Regions from separate parts of the Homo sapiens genome. Here region 2 is linked to region 1. Evidence: read pairs that join two places in POLR2A ChIA-PET (ENCODE). Cell type or tissue: GM12878. All regions are shown on one strand. Links, peaks and the distances in the headings refer to the core of each region. The heading gives the core; the rest is flanking DNA.

Region 1 (11,120 bases), core at 2,657-7,656:
TAAATGATACTGCATTTTTAAAAGATATCATCATTATTTCAAATCTTCTTCTCATTTTTCCAAATGGTGGTATTTTATTTCAGGTGCTCATCTTTTGGCTTCCTTTCTTAAATCTGAAAACTAAGTTCCCCATTTCCATGCGCACCATTTCCTCAGCCCACTTTAAAGGAAAGTCAAACTGTTTTCTAGAACCTTACTTGTTAGGCTGGATTTTTTATAAAATTTTCTTAAAATATTTAAAAAGATTTGCTAGACAGAAAAAAAATAGCCCCTCAAATATATATTCCATTTCTAATCCTCAGAACCTGTGACTATCACTTTATATGAAAAAAGAGTGAGCATTACCTTATATAGCAGAAGACCTGATTAGGAATGTTGAACAGGAGCATTATCCTGTATTATCTGGGTTGGTCCTAAATGCAATCACATGGACTCTTATAAGAGAGAAGCAGGCCGGGAGCGGTGGCTCATGCCTGTAATCTCAGCACTTTGGGTGGCCGAGGCGGGTGGATCATGAGGTCAGGAGATCGAGGCCTTCCTGGCTAACACGGTGAAACCCCATCTCTACTAAAAATACAAAAAAATAGCCGGTCGTGGTGGCGGGCTCCTGTAGTCCCAGCTACTCGGGAGGCTGAGGCAAGAGAATGGCGTGAACCTGGGAGGCGAAGCTTGCAATGAGCCGAGATCACGCCACTGCACTCCAGCCTGGGTGACACAGCGAGACTCTGTCTCAAAAAAAAAAAAAAAGAGAAGCAGAGGGAGATTAGACACAGACACTCAGAGGAGAAGACTATGAAGACAGAGCAGGGAGCGGTGCAGCCACAAACAAAGAAATGCCAACCACCACCAGAGGAAGAAGTAGAGGATTCTCCCCCTCCCCACTCTGGAGGTAGACAACACCTCAATTTTAGACTTCTGGCCTCTCAAACTGTGAGAGAGTAAAATTATTCTTTAAACCACTAGATTTATGGTAATTTGTTACAGCAGCCACAGAAAACTAATACAATAGGTAAAAACACAAGAAACAAAGGAAACAAAAAGACGTAATTAAAAAAAAAGTCCCCCTCCAGAAAAAAATAAATATATCTTTTTCTATTGATAACTATCATTTACCAAGCACCTGCTGGATAGGTGCCAGAGAAGGATTTACATGCTTTATACACATAATCCTAATAATCCTAATGCTTACCAAAACCCAGCAATGTAAATGTGATTATCCCCATTTTGCAGATGAGAAAAATTGACTGGCCCAAGGCCACATACAGTAAGTAAACAGAATTCCTCAGATTCAACCCAGACGCATTCGACTCTAAACTTTCCACTGTTCCGGCAACACTCTGCTGCATCCCATACTTCTCTTTTTAGCCTCCCCTTTCTGTCCCTGTCAGCCCTCTCTCCATCCAATTGCAGAGCATACTTGCAACTGTTTATTTTGCTATTAACCAGCTGCAAATATTTCCTTCCAAATGCCCGGGAGCCAACCAATTGCATTCCTGGCATTTGTAGGAAACACAAATCATAAAAATAAACCATTAGGCAATATGCCTCAAATACCATGGCCTGTAATCTTTTTTTTGAATCTCTTGAATTCCTATATCCGGGCCCTATGCTATCTAGACAGGTTGCTTGCTCCTCTACACCACACCAACCCCGATTTACCCCAGATCAGACACATTTCCAGCAACTCCCTGGCTTCCAGGGCTACAACCTTGTTTGGATAAAAACCGAATTTGAGATTACCAACAAGATCTTATCCATCCTGCTAAGCTCCCTCTTTCTCCCAGTCTCATCTACTCCCCCGTATCCTTTCCACTGGTTCATCCATCCCTGATCCACTATAATTTAGGCCTCAATGTGTTTTCCCAGGGCAAGAAATCACTAATAAAATCTCATTCTCTCCGAGACTTACACATGTATATATATATATATATATATATATATACACAAACCATGGCTTTAGCAGGTATTTATTTCTTGAGGCACAAAAAGACAGCTGAACAAAAATAAAAACATAAATTTCTATATTGTTAGAATAACCTAGGACAAAAACCCCTCTTTCTCCTAATGGTGGGAAAGGAATACTGCTCCTCTCCATCCTCACCCAGCTGCCTTTCTCCTTTCTGCTAGAAGAGATCTAAATTCTCAGGGCTTATGTATCATCCTGGCTTAGGGGCAGGAGCTTCTGGTCTGAGAGTCCTCCTCTGGCCTGGCCTGTGTAGTTCAGCCTCCAGGTCTTAGGTTTTAGCCCAGGAGACAGATGGTAATAGGGCTTTGTCTCCAGACTCAAGCATCCATCAAGCTTTGCTCAAAAAGCTCAGTTGTCTTGCTGCTCTGCTCCCCTTCAGCCCTTGCTAAAACTGCTGATCCTCTGAGACCCTCTAGCCTGGATCTTGACCATTGAGGCCTCACCTCCCAATCACCCCACTAACCCCTGGCAGACAGACATCTCACAGTTTTCAATTATAGTTTAAATCCCCTCAGGCACAATGTTTCAGGTTTCCTAGATGCATCCAGGGAGGAAGGGGTTTGAGGGTGAGGCAGAGGAAGGGGTGACTCAGACCCTTCTGTGTGAAGTAGCACATCACCATCTCCATCTACTAAGGCAGCCCCACATGGATATAGAGTCTGGGAGGTGTCTCCTTCTGGAATTCCAAACAAGAAGCAGAGCAGCATGCCAGTCCCTCCTTTTTTTAGAACCCTTCACCCCTCTGGGGGACTTAATCTCCCGCTCCAGGCTTCAATTGCAGGGCGACAAGGAGGAGGACCCTCTCTAGCATCCACACTCAGGCTTTTCATTGAAAATCCTCCCAGAGCTCCTCCCTTAATTAAGCCTAGCAAGAATTCAAAAGTCCTCTTCATGAGGAAAGGAAAGCTGCCCCAAAGGCGTGGTGAATCCTCCATATTCTCTGGTTCAGGGTAGAAACTCAGCACCTCCACCTACTTGGCTTTGCTCTTGGTTTCTCATATGAAGTTTTTAAATTTCAATGAAACATTTTTTCTTCCAAGTGCCTCCTAAAAGTATATTGGCTTTTAGAGTATTCTGTGTCTGTGGTGGTGGACTTCAAAAAAGGAGACAAAACTTGAGGCCAAGTGAGAACTACTTTGTCCATGTGGTTGTATCTGCATTTATTCAAAAGCAGTAAATGTATTGCTCCAGTGCATGGAGGAACCAGGCATATAATTAGAAATTACTAGCAATGAAAGATGCAGCATTGAGTTTTTTACAGGCACTATTTTGCAACATTATGCAAACACCATAATCTAGGTTTATACTATGGTTTACAATTTTATATATTATTATTGTAATGGTGCGATTTAGCAATATCTTTGAAAAATAGTGCTTACTTTTGTTTAGTTTTGAAATCAAAACTGCACATTTATTTGCTCATTTTTATTTCAAAATTGAACAATTTAAAGTAGTTTACACATTTAAAATCTGATGTGATATGGCATATCAGGACTAGTAACACTGCTCACAAAAAGCATGTGTATTTTGCAGATTACTCTATTATTTTTACATTTTGTCACATTTTATTGTTGAAATGTTATAATAACAATACTTGAGAATGAAATTTTAGAGTTACTCTTGGCTCCATCATCCTATGAGGCTAAGAGGATATGCTATAAATTACTAAACTAATTCCATCTTATTGGATATTAACTTTTTTTTAATTATACATAGTTTTGGATAATGATGCAATAAATAACTTTGCATGCACATATTTTCTTTATTACGTTACTTACTTGAGATCAAATGCCAAGATTTCAATTACTAAGTCAAAGGGCAGAGTTGGCACTAATCAATGTCTTCACAAAGCACAAAGGTTACCTCAATGCCTTTCCTTGCTAAACTCAGTGCCCTTTAATGCTACCTATGAGTTTTTTATGAAGCTAAGATTACTGCAATAAAACAAGTTTTTATAAAAGTCTTTACTTCTTTCATGGTAAAGTGACCTTTTTATGTTTACACAATATATCATAAAACAACCTCAGAAGTTCAATAGATCTAAACTCAGTAACCTATAATGTTATCTGCAATAATTTTTTTCTGACTGTTTCAGGGTTCAGGTGAACTTATGGACACATAATACAAGTCAAAGTGCAATATGAGACATGTTTCGCATGTGGCTTCACATGCAGATAAGGCATTAGTATGAAAATAAGTACACCTTAAAGTAGGTAGCAAATTATAAAATGAGGTTGCTTTTATAATTTATTATATTGAGCTTGTAGCATTATGGTCAATATTAGACCTGAACAACCAAGGAAATCACTGATAGAGAGAGGGGGCGGGGGGGGCTTCAAATAGAAAGACTTCTTAGAAATTTTAAACCTTGCTCTTTATATCAAGGCTTTCGTAGAACTTTAAGAATGTTTTTAAGCTTACCTTCATTATGCAAAATGATTTTCATGTATATCTGAATCTATTGAAAAGAAGTAAAAACCAATGTCACAATGTCATTAACACTGTTATTTCAGAAATATATTTATTGGTTCCTAGTAGTCTATGAAGAACAAAGCAGATCAAACTAGCAAGTTACTAAATTGCTACAATTACTACAGATACTATCCATTTCAGTAGCTAAGAGGCATGTAGATATACTAAACAATATGAAGGAGGTATTTTATGCCCAGTGGAATGAATTCTAGGAAATTGAGCTCAAGAAAACCGAATTAATATCAGAGTTCTACTACCAAGCATGAGACCTTTCCTCTCCCTGCCCTCTAGTTTGGACGTCTACAACATAAGGGACAGGGCTGTGCAAGACCTTTCCAAGCCTTGTAATATTATCATTCCACAGCAAGGGCAGCAGCAGCAGCACTACTCCAGCATGAAGGGATTCAATGACAGTAACCAATGTAACACGTAATTGTCACGTAATTATAATGCAAACCTCTTCACAGTTAACCAAATGAGCAGTATACACAAACGTCCTTTTACCCCTCTCTTAAAGTATGATCAGTGGCAGGTGTAGCTAAATATTCACAGCATAAAAATCTGTATCATGTTTTTATACTTAGTGACCAGCGAATTATTGGATGGCATTACTACCTAGCCCAATCATTACTTTATGACCCTCCAGCAATATTTTTTTCTTTCTTTCTAAGTCTGCTTGCTAGGGAGAGGAATTTTTTTTTAACAAATCCCAGGAATGGAACTCTGAAGACAAAAATTAAATTAAATTAAAAGTTGATTGCAAAATCATAAAATCACATCATTTGCTTTCCTCACCCTTTTTGTTTCATTTCGGATTCTGCCTCCTTTGTGAAGCCTTTTCTGATGTTCCCAAGTCAGAAGTGAGATCTCTCCCCCTCCACCCCCACACCTCTCTTCTGTAATTCTACCTTCTTCAAGGACTTTATCATAACTTCAAAGCACATAGCTCTCTCTCTCTCTTTTTTGGTAACAGTGGGTAAATACTTGTCCTAATGTCTCCTACGAGATTTTAAGCTCTTTCTGAGGATAATTTTTTTCTTTTATTATCCACATATTGCTCACAATACATAGTATCTTAACAGTATTATGTTACTTGTTGACTTGAATCAATGATAATTTAATTAATTAGCTCCACATTATTTTACTTCCTATAACAGTATTTATATGATTGAGGCTGACATCAAGCCACCCTGATAGGTCTAAGTGGTGTGATTATGCAGGAGCCTACAATAAAACCATAGTTTTTTTTTCTTCTTTTATTCTCATGGAACATCTGGACAACATGAGCTGTGGTTTTGAAGTCATGGGAACCATGAAAACACTTGTGCCGATTCACAAAGATGATCCCATGATGGACCTCTCAAAAAGAGTTTATATTCCTAGTACTCCTTACAGATTGTCCCCTTGCAGAAGCACAGGAATAGCAGGTTCTATATAGCTCTACCAGGTTGGAGAAGTGCATATGCCCTAATCTGCTGCTCTCACAACAACAGTTTTGTCTACCCTGAATTTTAGGGTCTACTCTTTTTAGGCCTCTCTGCCCTGTGATATCTGGATGAGCAGGGACCTTGGAGGCACTATTCTCATGAAGAATAGCCCCCAAAAGACCTCAAGGACTACAGGTAGCTTAAAGATAAAATCAGGGCCACTAGTTTCTAATCATAACACCTCTTATAGGAATGTATTATCCTTACATAAGTCAGCACAAGTCAAAGTCATAAAGCATTTTAAGTCATTAAAATTATACTTTGCCTTTAGCTATAGTGTTAGACAAGACTGGATTAAGATATTTTGCTTAAATAACTCTAATAAAGTCATTGATTTAAAATATCCAATTTTTGTTTTGCAGATAAAAGCATATAAGTAGCCAATAAGAACAAAATAACATTTACTATCAAATATAAAATATCATGTTCAAAAATGCTTTCAAAACTCTATGGCTTTACATAAATAATAACTCACCCTGCAGAATTTTGTATGTGTTTTGCACTTAAAGAGTTAATCTATGGTTTTATAAAATCTCTTTTAATCCACTTCAGTTATATTTTAAGTATCACTTTCAACAAGTCAAATAAAAACAAACTCTGACAAACTTGTCTGCCACACTTTACCCAAAAATTAAGCCAGTAAAAGTTTTCAGATTGTTTGAAAACTATTAAACCTACTGTGCATACTTCCCGAGTTGTGAGTTGAGAAAATGCTAGGAAAGTTAGTGCCATATGGTCCATGTACTAATGGAGTTAAAATACAGATAAAACCAAAGTCCTTTGCCATGTATTTGTTGCCAAGTAGCTTGATGAATCTATGTTCTATTGTTCAACTTGATCACATTAGGGGCCATGCTTCTTACTTCTTTTGAATCTTAAAAGCAAAACGAAGTTATCTATAAAGGTTAGATAATGTTGGTTAAATGAAAGAACATAATATAGCTCAGAAAATAGAAAGAAAATCTAATTAAGACTAAGCCACAAAATACTTATAAATATTGAGAAATGTCTCTGATACCTATCTATACCTATATAAATTCTCTTAACCTTCAAAATTCAGCTCAAGCTTACATCTTCTACACATCCCTCCTGACTTCCTCTCTCCAAATTCCTACAACACATAAACTCTCGAAACTATACAACTTAGAAAAATTAGACAAGTGTGATATTAATTGTTCTTCCTTGCTCTGTCTTGTCCTGTCTCCACCTCCAACAGAGATTGTAACTCTCTTGAAGGGAAGCAGTGATTCTTCTGTGTGTCCTCCAAAGTGACTAGTAGTGTACTTAGCACAGAGTGGGTATTCAATTGAATTCAATGAATTACAAAGATGATGTATAACTTAAGATTCCTAAGGAGAGCTCTCATTTTGGTAAAATGCACTCCCTATTATCTCAGTTATTGATATTTTTCAATATTGAAAAAGCATATGCTCAAGGGATACCTATATATTTGCAGTAGATACTAGTAGAATACTCACGTGACTTTAATGACTACCTAAGGTCTATGCCACCTAAGATGCATCATGACACAAACATAAGGGGTGGGAGAGAGATATAATTATAATCTTCAGGTGTTTAGATGCATTTTCTTGTGTGCAGCTGCTATTATCTCTACTTATCATTGATGTGTCATTTTATATTCTGGCAGCAATGATTATTCCTAATTATATATGGGAAAATAAATTGTAATATGTATTTAATACAAACACTCTGTCATTTGGGTAGTTATGTCAAACGGTTAATCATGTTTAAAACTAACAGGAGGACAGATTAGGGGGCAAAAATATGTTATGAAAAGACAACCCTCTTTTTCCATAGTCTTGATTTAAAATTTAACCTAAAGGTTAGAAAAATGGTTTCAAGACGCATATTAGTATTTTTACCAAAGAACAGTTTCTCCTTGGAACATAAAGAATTCTTTTGAATCAGAATATCTCTGCAAACAACAGTCTCTTCCTTGTGAGACTCGTCTCTCATGTTCAACCCCTTACTTCTGCCCCATGGTAGGACAAGGCAAAAGAATCCATCATTTCAGCTACAACTCAGCCGTTTTCTAACTGACAAGATGTTAGGGAGCAGTTCAAAAAAGAAGCTTAGTTTAGTATTTTGTCCCAAATTTCTCTTATAAGTATGATTATTCTGGTTTCTCCCATGCATAACTCTGTCTTGCAAATAAAAACTATTCCATCAGACAAGTCCAATGTAATTAAATAGATTTTAAAAACAAACAAACCTGGATTCTGCAATCAACCTGATAGAATTATTTACCTTGGGCGATGGGACATGTGGCTATTTACAAAATAGGCTTAGATAATATTGTTTCTTAGCTAAATGCCATAACTGTTAATAAATTTAGAAAAAAAAATCAAAGGGAACACAAAAGCAACAATCATATCTATGAGCCCTCAAAATATTTCTAGACTTGTACAAATCTACTTGTGGTCACATGGCAGCTATTTATTTACAAAAGCATATTTCTTTTGTAAGAAAATATTACGGTTTCCTCCAATTATTGCAACATTTCTTTATGAAATAAGATTTCCAGCTGGTAAAATTCAGGGAAGAATTGCCATTCTTAAGAATTTCTCAGTGATTGCAGAGGTCATTCACACCTCTCCAATACTTACAACATCGTGAAAGTCAAGTATTTAACATTATGAGACTCTGTATTGGAAAACAATGGAAATCCATAGCCACCCCATCTAACTGGAAGCTACTATATATATGTTAACCTATACCTGCCACAGATTGGTGCCTCTCCACACCCATCTTGGAGAACACCAAAGAAATATTTAAGGGTGAGTAAATTTTCTAGGATTTCAGGCGAGTGAATGTGCAGACAGGCTAATCTGGGAAGAACAAGTGAAGGAAACCCTGGTGTAGGCTAGGAGAAAGCAGCCAGGATGGGGGGAGAATGACCACAAGTTGTGCTGGAAAGAGGGAAATGATAACAACTGTCTCCAGAGTCTGTTCACAAGGCAGCATTTCTCCAAGGTGTAGAAGACATTTTGCATCCCAAGAACAACTGAGAAGAAAATAGAGGATGATGTTCTAGCGATATGAATTCAAGATCCTGAGGCTTTAGGGTCCTGTTAGTCCCCATGACAACTCACCTATTATTAATAAGCCACAAGTGGAGGAACAGGTACTACATTCTTCATCTTCTATAAGTTAACACAGCTATTCATCTTCAGTGAGAAGGCGGTCATAAGAAAACCTGGTTTTATGAGCAAGAAGAGTCTAGAAATAAACACTCCCAATTTGCCGTTAGCCATTATGAATAAGGCAGCAAAATTAATTTATTTTAATGCTATACCCAAGAGGCACATGTTTTTCTTTCTATGTGATTACAAAAATGCCGAATGTCCCCCGAGGACAGAAGTCCTTTTTTAGACTTTAAGAACAGACAACCCAATTTTCTCTGAGTTTGTTTTTTCCCCTTTGAGAATGCACTTAATTTGTTAATGCAGGAGTGCATTTGTCACCAATAAAATTCATCTTCACTGTACAAACAGATGCCTGAAATTAGTCCTTATAGAGGGAAAGCTAGGGGGAGTGTACTTGGTTGCATGTTATGAAAACATAATTCAATTATTTAATTTGTAATAAGATTTTCTATATCCAACAATTGCATGAACAACACTAAAAAGATCCTGAAAGATCATGATTTTATTCATTTCTACCAAGCATTGGCTTTTATAATTATAGATCAAAAAAGCAAATTCTGTTTTTTAATAGGGGCTTCACTGCTGTTAAGTGAGGCCAAAAGCTGTCAGAGTATATTGCTTTCAACATTGTTATTTATCAAAAAGAGTAAAATTGTGACTATTTGCAAGACACTACGTTAAATGTTTTAAAAGAAAGAAAAAAAATGGATGGAACATGACTGCTGCCCTCAAGTTATGCACAACCTAATAGGGACACCCACGTTGACATAAATAACTGCCTACAAGATAGTGTAGGGAAGTGTCATGAGTGAGTTTGGTCAGAATGTTTTTGGCTGCAAATAACAGAAACTCAAATTAAACTAGCTTAATGATAAAGAAATTTAGTAAAATGCAAAAGAGGAATTACAGAGTTGGGGCAGCTGCAGGGACTCAATCATGTCCTCAGGGACCCATTCCTCCCATCTCTCCAAGCTGCCCATCAGAGCATTGTTTCCTCCTATGGCTGGTTACCTGGTCCTGAAATGGCTGCCAGCAGCAATCAGAGCAACATGCTTCCCTGTTCACATTCAGCAGGAGAGAAAGGCTGAGTTCTTTTTCCCAAGTCCCCTTTCTTGTATGGCACAGGCCCACACTGAGCTCATGCCTGACAAGGTGGGTGAGATTAACCTTGATTGATTTAGACGGATCCAAGGGGTGGGATGGAGGTTGGAGAGCCAGACACAACGTCCACCAAAATGTGGGAAAGAAAACCCTGAAGCAGATCCTGTAATTGCCCAAACTGGGTAGCTTCTTTGGGAGTTGGTGAGTGATCCTGAGGTTCAGAACTGCCAGCAATGGTAGACAATAGGCAACACCTAGTATGGGAAAAATGTTTTTAGAGCCTCTGAGAGATGATTCATTGTGCCTTCATGACATTTCTAAATTTGGATAAGAGGAATACCTCAGTATTCTCCCTTCCTCCTAAAGTCAGATAATCATTCTAAAGTGGTTGCCAAGCATTTTTCCAGCTGATATTTCTAGCTCCTTCCAAAACAGTCTGTCACTAAACTCACCCACTCTACATAGGAGGAGGAGAAGGAGGAGAAGTTGCAGTGATATTACTTTATATAGAGACAAGAATTCTTCAGTTTTGTCAGCTTTTGAAGGGTAATAAAGTGCTTTCAATCTTCTTATGCCTCTTGTTTGTGGGCACCCTGCCCCATTCTGAGTCCACACCTGGTTCTTCACACTTAATTGCAAGACTACTTTTCTCTTTTAAAAATGTTTAATGTTTACAATATGCCTTGTCCTGTTATAAGCTCATTACAGCTGTTATAAGCTCATTGCATGGAAATGTTCATTTAATTTTTATAACAATTCCCAAAATAAGAATTATTACTATCCCTACTTTACAGGTTAGAAAAACTGCACCACAGAGAGATTGAATACCCCAAGTTCACACAGCAGTCAGTGGCAAAGCTGGGATTTGAACCCGACTAATAAATTTCCAAGTCTGAATTCTTATCCAAAATACCACAGTTGCATCTG
Region 2 (11,120 bases), core at 2,859-7,858, 150 kb before region 1:
CAGTATCTGTAACATACATAGCCAATAATGGATTAGCATTCAAAGAATAAATAACTTCTACAACTCAATAAACAGAATAAAATAACCCAAGGAAAAACTGGCATAAAAACCAAGAGTAGGAATATCACAAAATAAGAAGCATGAAGAGCCAATACAAATACAAATATATTGTCGTGTAATTACAGAATTGTAAATTAATACCACAGTGGATCACTGGTTGAAGTATAATTTGACATAACTGCATTGGAAACAATTTGGTCCCATCTTACATAGATGAACATTTCAAAGTTCCCATAGCCCACCCATTTTACTTCAAGGGATGATCTTAGGGAAATCCTTGCATGTACACACTAGTAGGCATGTACAACAATGGTTATAATAACATCATTCATAATAAAAATAACTATTTGAATGGAAGCAACACAAATATCCATCAACAAGAAAATGAATAAATCCTGATGAGGAAAATTATGCGACATGTAAGACGACATTTAGAAACATAATGTTGAGTTCTAAAGTCAGTCACAAAAGAGGACATTAAGATTATTATTCCATTTTTGTAATGCTCAAAAGCAAGCAAAGCCATACAATAGATTGCTTAGTGACATATGTATGTCACTAATAACAATGATGATAATAATAGTTAACAATTAAAACTTACACACTGCCTACTATTTATAAGGCCTCCTTATGTATGCTACAAATATATTAAACAATACAATTCTTACATGAGGAAAATATAATGATCATCAAAATACCAATTTAGAAACTGAGGCAAAGAGGATTCAAAAAACATGCTTATTGCAATTAGTCTGGCTCAGACTGCATTCTTAACCATTATGGTACACTACATAGAAATTATAATTGGGAGGCGTGTGTTAAGGCAGAGAGTTAGGATGAAAAGGAGCACACAGATTGATGCAAAGGCACTGGTACCATTTAAGCTCTTAGGTTCAGTGATGAGTTATAGGTGTTCATTTTGATACTTTCTACACACACACACACATATATAAAATACACATTATTTTGTGTTTTCAAGTTGTATAAAAATATTTTTGAAAGAATACAATATAATAATTAGGTTGTCTCACATGAATGGCTACTTCTAACAGCAAGATCAGATCTACCTTTCTCTACCATTCTACTTAATGATGGGTCTCCTGTAAGTATCACTAGTTTGTTATTTTCCTCCATACTAGCATTGTCCGAAATATTCTTTATGGATTCATTGTCTTATTAGTTACGATAACCCTATGCTTTAGATATTTTTATTCTCAATTTATTGTTGAAAAAAAGTAAAGCGCAGAAAGAGGTTAAGTATAGCAACGTGACACAGCTAGAAAGTGCCCTAATCAGAATTTTAACAATTCTGACAAACCTCTTCTCTGTGAAGCACAAGTTAGTCTCATCCACTTACAGCAGAAAAAGAAAGTAAATTAACTATAAAATGGACTATCTCAAATTCACATACCTGATTTTTTGCTAGTATTAATCCCTTATGCCAGTGGTTTCTAAGCATGAATTTATTTACCTTTTGTTCATAATAAATGTTTACTGAAGCCTAATATATAAGACTGATAAAAGCAAAACTGCTCTGGTTAGAACAAAGATAAAGATTTACCTACATAGACTTCCCAGGGGTTCTACTAAACATATTTAGAAAATTTACAATATTTTATTGGATAATTGAAAGGTGTCAGTGATAGACTGAATTATTGTATCCATTCTCCTATCTCTCTTTCCTATGGAAATGTAACCCATGCAATTGCCAGGATGCTTAGGTATGTCTCCTTTAAAACAGGCAAAGTATATTTTCTCTCCTTGTTGCTGTCAACATTAACCATGTGACTTGCTTTGGCCAGTGGAATAGTAGCAAATGTGACATGAGCACTTTAAGTGCTGTTATGTAATTTGACTTGAATTTTTGTGCTTCCACCATTACAGTTAGAAGAGCATGCTCTAACTTGTGCTTGTTCTACAATGGGATACGTGGAGGAAAGCCCAACCTGAACTGCAGATAAGCCCCCAGCTGAATCCAATCAAGTTCAACCAAGCTCAGAAAAACTTCAGCTGACCTACAGATATTTTCACAAGGAATAAAAATGGTTATGGCAAACCACTGGAATTGGGGATTGTTTGTTATGCAGCATTATTGCAGTAAAAACTGTCCAATACAATAACTGTGTTACAATTCAGAAAACATTGTATTAAAATAACAAAGTATGGAAGTCCAAAATATACCAAGTTCCTCCGAGTTTAAAACACTTCCATGAGACACATTACCACATAGTGAAAGAAGCATGACTTGGCTTCCAGTGTCTGACAGACTTGATTTGTTAGAAGGGAATCTGAAATTACTAAATATCTGGACCTCAGGATTCACAACCAACAAACAAGGTATTTGTCTGGATTAGAAATTATATATAGAAAGAGTTTAGAGCATGTATACATTTTACAAATGGTAGTTTATATTTATTACTACACGTTCTATTAAGCAAGTTAGTGGAAACCCAAGAACTGTTACAGAAAAAAAGCACCCTGAAAGCAGAGATATCTTATATTTTCCCTTGTTTTATTTTCCCATTTCTTATCTCAAAGAAAAGAAAATGGAAAACTCACTATGTCTATGGCATATGTACAAAATAAGGTAGTAACTAATGTAAAATCCCTTTATTTGAGATTTCAAGGCCAAAATTTCAATAATTAAGTTCCTACTATATTCTTTGTTCTGTTTCAATTATATTTTCTCATTTCATCTTCACAACATGGTTAGTCTTTAGAAAAAGCATAAGCTACATATGGTGACAATAGAAACACTCAGAAATTGCTTTGTAACCAGAATATACCTCCCACCAGAGAATTTGAAGCATATTTTGAGTTAATGCAAATATTCTCAGAAGGGATAATACTTTAGGTTATATTAATCATTTCTACATTATGATGAATAATTTTATCTGCTCTATTTATAAAAGCAAAAAGTAATAATTGGAAGTATATAATAATGGAAAAATTATAACTTATTAGATAGCAGATTGTATTATGAAGTAACAATGATCAGAAGGGTGAGACACCAGTGCCAAAATAGAAATAAAATACAAATAGAAATCAACACATAAATCATACAACTGATAAGAGTTTAGTGAATGATAAGTGAAGCATTTTTAAATCAGAAAAAAAAGTAGCGAAAAATTTTGGCTAACTACAATGTGACAAATTTAGATTCTTAGCTTGTACTTCTGTTGTTGCTGTTAGGTAGAGACTGCATTTTGCTATGTTGCTCAGGCTGGTCTTAAACTCCTGGGCTCATGCAGTCTTCCTGCTTCAGCCTCCCGAAGTACTGGGATTACAAGTGTGAGCCAACACATCTGGCTGACCTTGCACCTTAAGTCAAATTAAATTCCAAATGAATTAATGATTTAAATGGAAAAAGTAGAAGGGTAAAAGTCCCAGATTGAAAAAAAAGATAAATATTATATATCTCTGTGTTAAGGAAAGCTAAAAGGTAAGCCAAAAATGAAAAATTAATTGATCTAGCCTTGAAAAAATATAAAATATCCATCAAAAAAGACCCACAAAGTTAAAGACAAGAAACAAACTGAGAAAAATATATAAATTGTGTATGATACATCAATGAATTATATTACTAACACATAAAAAGGTCTTGCAAATGGATCAGAAAGATAATACCACAAATTCAAAACTTGGAAATGCCTGTGAGTAGCCAGTTCATGAAAGAAGAAAAGTAAAGGCTAGGCCTGGTGGCTCATGCCTGTAATCCCAGTGCTGCTTTGGGGGGGATGAGGCAAGAGGATCACTTGAGGCCAGGAGTTTGAGACCAGCGTGGGCAACATAATGAGACCCTATCTAAAAAAAAGAAAAAGAAAGAAAAGAAAGAAAGAAAGAGAAAGATTAATTATCCAGAAAGAAAGAAAGAAAGAAAGAAAGAAAGAAAGAAAGAAAGAAAGAAAGAAAGAAAGAAAGAAAGAAAGAAAAAGAAAGATTGATTAATTATCCAGGGATGGTTGTGCATGCCTATAGTCCCAGCTACTAGGGAGGCTGAGGACGGAGGATCGCTTGAGCCTGGGAGTTTACTATTGCAGTGAGTTATGATCTTGCCACTGCACTCCAGCCTGGGCCACAGAGAGAGACCCAGTCTCTAAAAGAGAGACTCATATTAAAAACAATAATAATTTATCATTTATCACCTATCAGATTAAACAAGAACATAAGAACATAATAATCCCTACTATGGAAACGGATACTCTGCATGGATGTGTCAATTAATACAAACTTTTTCAAATGAATTTGAGCAACTTATATCAGAAGGACCATGACCCAATGGGCCACAGTTTACAATTTATCTGAGGAAAATATCCAATAAAGTTAAATACTTCCACCTCATTTATAATACCGAAAACATGGAAAAAGCTTAACTAAATTGTGCAATGTTAGCCAATGCCTTGATTAAAAATGAAAATGGGCATATATGGATTTAGAAAGCTACTTAAGTGAGCAATATAGGCTACAAAAGTGAGTGCAAAGCAAAATGTTTGTGACTACATATACACAAAAAGCCCAGAATATTATATGCCAAAATGTTAAGAGTAGATATTGCTGGCAATTGGATCACAGATAATTTATTTTCCTTTGCTTATCTGCATTTTCCTGTTTTTTTTTTTTTTTAACAATTGCAATTGCTTGAAGAATCACTTTTAAGATAATTCATTCACTGCAGTCCTGATGAAGCTTGGGAGATAGAAGGGTAAAAAGAAAATCAATTTCCAATTAGTGGAAGCACAAAAGGTGAGAATGCAAGAAACAAACTTTACCTAACTCACAATTTGTTTATAAGCCAGTCTTGATCCCAGAAACACTGTGAGGTGATAGGATAAACCCAGAATATTTCTCAATGGCTCAAGAGCTTCTTCCCTTTGCTTATTTTTTAGAGTGTAATGCTGGCAGAGCAAAGAGCTTTGATTTTTTTTGAACCTTGATTATTAAATGGGGATCCCACAGTGACTATTTAATAACAAACATTTAAGTTTCCATTTTCTTATTGTTTAAGATTCTGAAGATGCCTGACATTTGTTGTCAAAAATTTATTCATCTATTATGCACCACTAAATCTGTGTGGTGTCCTACATTTGAACTCATCTTCTACAACACACAGAACCTGTTGACAAATGTCTGTTTTTTCCACAGCCTTCATGATATGATGACTCATTCCCCGGTGGGTGGTAGGTAACTCTGTCCTTGGTCACTAAGTGAATGATTTGGAAAGCCTTTGTGGCTGAATGTATTTGAGCTAAATGATGCAGTGGGAAAGATGGGGTCACAGAAAGAGCATAGCACTGCAGATTGTCAAATGGTGCATGGCAGGCATCAGAAATGTGGTGCAGATGGAGAAGCTGTGAATACATTTCAGGTACTGCAGCAATTAGAGCAAGCAGAAATCCACACCGGTTCTCCTTGGATATTGGAATATACTGTTAGTGTTCTCAAAAATACAGATGGTGTTTTAATACACATAATAGCCTTAACTCTCACCATCTGGACCCAAAAGAGACTTTTCTGCTTGGATTCCCTAATCAGTGACCATGTTTTACTGCATTAGGAGCAATTAGAAGTGACATTTCTTTATTTCTGTTTTTTTCTCAGCTGATAACCTTAGCATTCCCATTTTTTCTCTGATTTTTTTCCCTCTGCACCCTGTTACTTATTGCCCTCTCTGCTCTGAGTTGATTAGGACATCTGATTCCAGGCAATTCTACTCTGTCTCTCATTCATCATACACAAGCAAATTTATAGATGGGTAGTTTGAGCAGAACTCATTCTCCAAGGAAAGGTGACATGCTCATAACTAATGTGGTTTTGTCAACAAGCAGAGAAAGAAACATCTGACATGGACTTTTATGTTGTCTCTGTTGTACGGTTGGAAAGAGAGGCACCAGTTCCTGAGCTACAGTGAAGAAAATGCAAAGCAATCACTCAAGATACCATTCCATCACAGTGACAGGATAATTTTTTGAGATGCTGATTTGTGTCTTGCTCTCTTTTCCATTTTAAGAAAGAATTGGAGCCTCTTTTGCACACCGTTGCTTCAAAGGACATTGGTATTACCAGGCTGATAGCAGAGGTTACCTACAGACACTTTTATTTCCTACAACTGATTTTCTGAAAAAAAAATTTATAGTGAACTGTTTAAAGTGGAATAGGAAATAAAAGTGTTGTGGTTGAATTGTGTCCCCTAAAAAAAAGATATGAAATCCTAACTCCCAATACTTGTAAATCTTACCTAATTTGGCAATCGTGTTTTGGCAGTAATCAAGTTAAGATGAAGTCATGTTGGATTGGGGTGAGCCTTAAATTCAATAATTGGTATCCATGTGAATACACTGGGACACAGACACACCCAGGGAGAATGCCACATGATGGTGCATGCAGAGAATGGAGTGATGCAACTGCAGGTCAAGAGATGTCAATGAGTTCCAGCAACCAACAGAAAAGAGAGGAAAGAACAGGAGAGAGGGAAGGAGCAGATTCTCCTTCAACCTCCAGAAGAAACCAATCTTATCAACACCTTGGCTATGAATTCTACCTGGTACCACTTCTGCATTCTGCCATTGTATCTAATATTTGAGGAATCTGTGATTTGGTGGGCAGCAGCTTATTAAGGGGAACCAAGCTAGCTTAATAAATAAGACTTGGGAAGATATGTCATTCAATTATGTAAAAAGGTTTTTCATCTCACCTGCATTTACCTTTCTTGAACTTTTGCAGGTGCAAATGATATCAGATTGTACATTGAGCACTCACTATTGACACAGATGGCTTATTTTTAGCAAAATAGCTCCCGGAATACTTTATAGCACCTACACACAGAAAGAAATCTACATCTTGAAAAAATACAGCAAAGCTGTCAATTTGAACATGCAATTGCGTAATCAACGCTATTAAAAACTTATTTTGGGAAGCAGGACTGTACACTAAGAACTTTCCCTTGATGTTTTTCTATTAGACCATTTTAACAAGTCAATTTTTTCCAAAGATATCTAAGTGGATATATATAGCATTTAATATTTCTAGGCATGTACCTAGTATATGTGCCCAATGATTATAGGAAATTTGATGTTTAGAAAAATGTTTTATGGGAGGAAGAGACTGCAACTCTTAGAACTGTTAAGGATGTGATACATTTCTGACCTAAAGAAAGGCACAATTTAATCAGGAAAGGTAAGCACAAATGGCAAATAACACCACAACAAAACATCTACTGAGCTTGTTTAAAGTCATTCTGATATTTCATCTCTTAAGACTTCTGAGATCTATTTGAGCACTTTCAAACTGTGTGCAAATAAATGGAAAATGACAGCTGAAGGGCAAATAGTTTATGTATTTCTTTGAATTCTTTTTAGTACTCCATACCCTGAACCAAACAAACTCATCTCCATAGACAACACCTAGAAAATATTAGGTCACTAGACTGCAGTTGGAAAACTTATACAAAAATACATTTCAAAAATACACTTGGAATTGGTATCTTCCCCTTCACTGCCTTGAAACATTTTATAAACTTAAATTCTAAGAATGTCTTTTCCACTCTTCTCTGAAATGAAAATCCAGCTGATAAAAGAGAGCCCAACTTACTTTTGATTCTTCTATTTCCACAAAACACACATCAAGTTTTATAATGAATACTTCTTATAGCTCCTCTTGAAATTTCCAGAAACTTTGTTCCTTACCCATTCAGAAAGAAGTCAGATTCTCTTGGTTCTAATTCTCAAAGTTTGGTACCTTCGGTTCATTTCCATTTCTTTCAAGATGAGCTTTGCAGTCAGGGAAAATGGTTTCCACTTAATTTTCACTCAATCTATTAATAGGATAAGGTCTAAGCTACTGTAACAAAAACTCCTCAAAATAAAGTAGTTCAAATAAATGGACAGTTATTTTGCCATGTTGTAACAGTTAAAAGGGGTTAAGAGGGTCTGTTCCACAGAGTTATTCAGGCACACAGGCTGATGCAGCAGTTCTGCCATCTCCAAGGGGCCTCCAAGGTTGCTCTGTTCATGGTCTTTCCACCATTAAGATCAATATGAACCTACTCCTGTTTGTCCATTGCAAATGAGGGAAAGAGAAAGGGTCTAAGTCTCGTGATTTTCCTTAGGAATGAGATAAAATTTATGTACATCACTTATGTTGACTCCTCACTAATGAATATTTGTTAATAAGTTTATTTTTATTTTATTTATTTTTTATTTGTTATTCATTAATAATAACATTTAACCTAAGTGGCTACAGCTAACCACTTAGGTTAATACCACTTAGGTTAAACCAGTTAGGTTAACCACTTAGGTAACCACTAATTTAACTTAGGTTAAATGTTAAATAGCCTCACAGGACAGTTATGTGCCCAGAAAGAAAGAGAGAACAGATTGCTTGGAAACAAGAGTTTTCACACTCAAGGGTTACAAATCGTATGGTTCATTTATTTTTAACTTTGCCCACCAAGAATTACTAATAGTAGAGGCAGGTTATTTTGTTAGTTTTTCTTATTGAGGAGAAAATTAGAGAGTACCTCCATGAAAGAATAAAAAAGGAAGGAAGGAAGGAAGGAAAGAAAGAGAGAGAAAGAAAGAAAGAAGAGAGAGAGAGAAAGAAGAAAGAGAAAGAAGAAAGAAAAAGAAAGAAAGAGAAAGAAGAAAGAAAGAAAAGAAAGAAAGAAAAGAAGAAAGAAAGAGAAAGAAAGAAGGGAGGGAGGGAGGGAAGGAAGGAAAGAAAAAGAGAAAGATGAAAGAGAAAGAAGAAAGAAAGCAAAGAAAGAAAAAAGAAAAGAGAGAAAGAAAAAGAAAAAAAGAAGGGAGGGAAAGAAGGAAGGAACGAAGGAAATTGTTCACAAGAAGGTAAACCATAAATCTTGGTACTATTATTGTTCCTTTCTCATTCTGCATTTGCTAAACCAACAGAAATATTTCTAGTACCAGTGTATCAAGTGCTATCAAGTTATTTGGCTGGAAAAAATGACAGAGATTTCTTGCTCAATGGTCAAATTTTCATCTTGTAGAGCTCAGTGGGCTTGCTTGCTCTTATTATCTGCTGAGAACTGAGAGTTCTAGATTCAATTCAAAGAATTAAAGGAGGTTTAGTGCCTACAAATATAAGTTAGACAGATGTGGAAAACTAAACATGCTACACAAGAAAACTGTCACACTAAAGTTAATAGGAAATAAAATTTTTGAATATCTCAGAGGAATAAGAGATGGTCTTCTAAAGGGAAGGGAGAAAGCTAGTTGGGCAAATGGCTAAATATTTTTGAAGAGAGAGAATGACTATAAGTTCAATCTTGTTTACCCTGGCTAGTTCTACCAAGAACAGTGCAAAAACTTGATAGGAATAGTCTGAGGCCATCCACCTAGGGAACCCTATTTACTCAACCCTCTAGTTTTAATTTCTAATAATATCCATGATCTCATACTTGTACTCTGCCAACTGTGGCCCTGGGCCTTTAACTGTAGCCACTATTTCCACTCACAATGGTAGTGAGCACCTGAAATCCAAGAGTCACATATATTGTATGCATGTATTAAGACCAGCCTTTAGCTTAATTTCTGGACCCACTACTCATACTAGCATCTCCATTGCTTGGTGCTATTCTCCGTGCTTATCATCTGCCTCTGTCCCTTGTTCTTGGTTTAGTCTTTGTAGACTTTTATCTCTGGCACACTGTGGGTGACTTTACAAGGCCTAGGCCTGAAGGCATCTGATTTGTCAGACTACTTCCCACCTAACCATCTTTCTTCTACTCTGCCCTGTCCTTCAGGAGAATTGGATCTGACATTTCAGGTTCTGCATTGGCAGAATTGGGGAAAGTAGATTTGGGAAGATTCTGGAAATCTGATAGCAATTAACATTGAATAAACAGTTGTAGTATGTTCTGCAAGGTAATATGAATAATATGAACTGCCATTCCTAGATATACAAGCGGCATATAGTCTAAGTGGAGAGACAGCAGAACTGTGCAAAACACATGCAAATTAAACAAATGTTTACCTGGTACTCACAAAAGCAATGAAAATAAATTTTCTCTGTAATTTAAACCAACAACTCCTTCCTACGATTATGAATAACTAAGTCAGAAGTGTATTTGGGGATGTGAATGATTCATATAATGGTCGAAATATCTTACTTTCAATGCATAAATATATACAGCTTTGTAATAGAATTACATTTTCCATGACATACAATTTTCTATGGTCATCCTATTATCTTCAGGCAAAATATTATTTCCCTTACCTCTTTACTGACACTAGGGACTAAAAACAAATGTGAAATATGAAATAAAATGCTGAAAGTAAGTAGTGGTGCACTGAAGGCACTGATTTCTTTTCAGTCTTTCTCTAATGCATTAGTTTAAATAATGGGACAACACATTGAAGCATGTCCTTGATTTGTCATAAAGTTTAGCATTCTAGGAATTGATTTTGGAGGTACTAATGGAAACAAATGCCATCAAGTATGATGGCCGTGTGTTTATCTGGGAAGTCACCTTATACTTTCAAAAAAAACCAAAGAACATGTCTCTGGTAGTGAGTCAGTATGTTCACTTAAAACAGTAGACTGAACTTGATGTGGGAAGAAGGGGTTGTGTCTGATTATTGTTTTTACTGCAGAACCCAGCATTGTACCTGGTAATTCAGAAGTGCTCAAAAAGTCTTTTTTAAGCTGAGCAGGACTCAGAATAGTTGTGGTAGGCAGAATAATGCCCACCGAGGGATAGGTTTTAATGCCTGGAATCTATAAATAAGTTAGATTATATGGCAAAGAATGACTTTAAAACAAGGAGATTATCTTGGATTATCTGAGTGGGCCCAATGTAATTGAAAAGATTCTGAAATAGAAAAGAAGCAGTCACAACTAAGAAATCTGCAAAAGCAATAGTCCCATACTATGGAGTCCACCAATTGAGTACCACATTGAATATGGTTTGGCTGTGTCCTCTCCACCCAAATCTTGTCTTCAATTGTAGTTCCCATAATCTCCATGTGTCCTGGGAGGTTCCCAGTGAGAGTTAATTGAATCCTGGGGGCAGTTAACCCCATGCTGTTCTCATGATAGTGAGTGAG

Evidence for each region. Peaks named below come from ENCODE experiments on the same cell type or tissue, not always from the same donor. Only the 100,000 strongest peaks of a DNase experiment are listed, where the experiment ranks them.
Region 2: POLR2A ChIA-PET joins it to region 1 with 6 read pairs; 2 of 35 experiments call an interaction of 5 or more read pairs at or near these places.

What each region holds. Positions count from the first base shown.
Region 1 is chr12:90,014,824-90,025,943 of GRCh38, reverse strand. LOC105369890 (a long non-coding RNA gene) reads right to left here. Exons shown (of 13, transcript XR_001749246.2): 8 at 4,388-4,424. Among named protein-coding and RNA genes, the nearest start is that of LINC02399, 73 kb to the right of the region's middle. In GM12878, for the core only: no CTCF peak of the experiment used is centred there; no DNase peak of the experiment used is centred there.
Region 2 is chr12:90,168,539-90,179,658 of GRCh38, reverse strand. No RefSeq gene overlaps it. Among named protein-coding and RNA genes, the nearest start is that of LINC02392, 120 kb to the left of the region's middle. In GM12878, for the core only: no CTCF peak of the experiment used is centred there; a DNase peak (open chromatin) is centred at 5,318.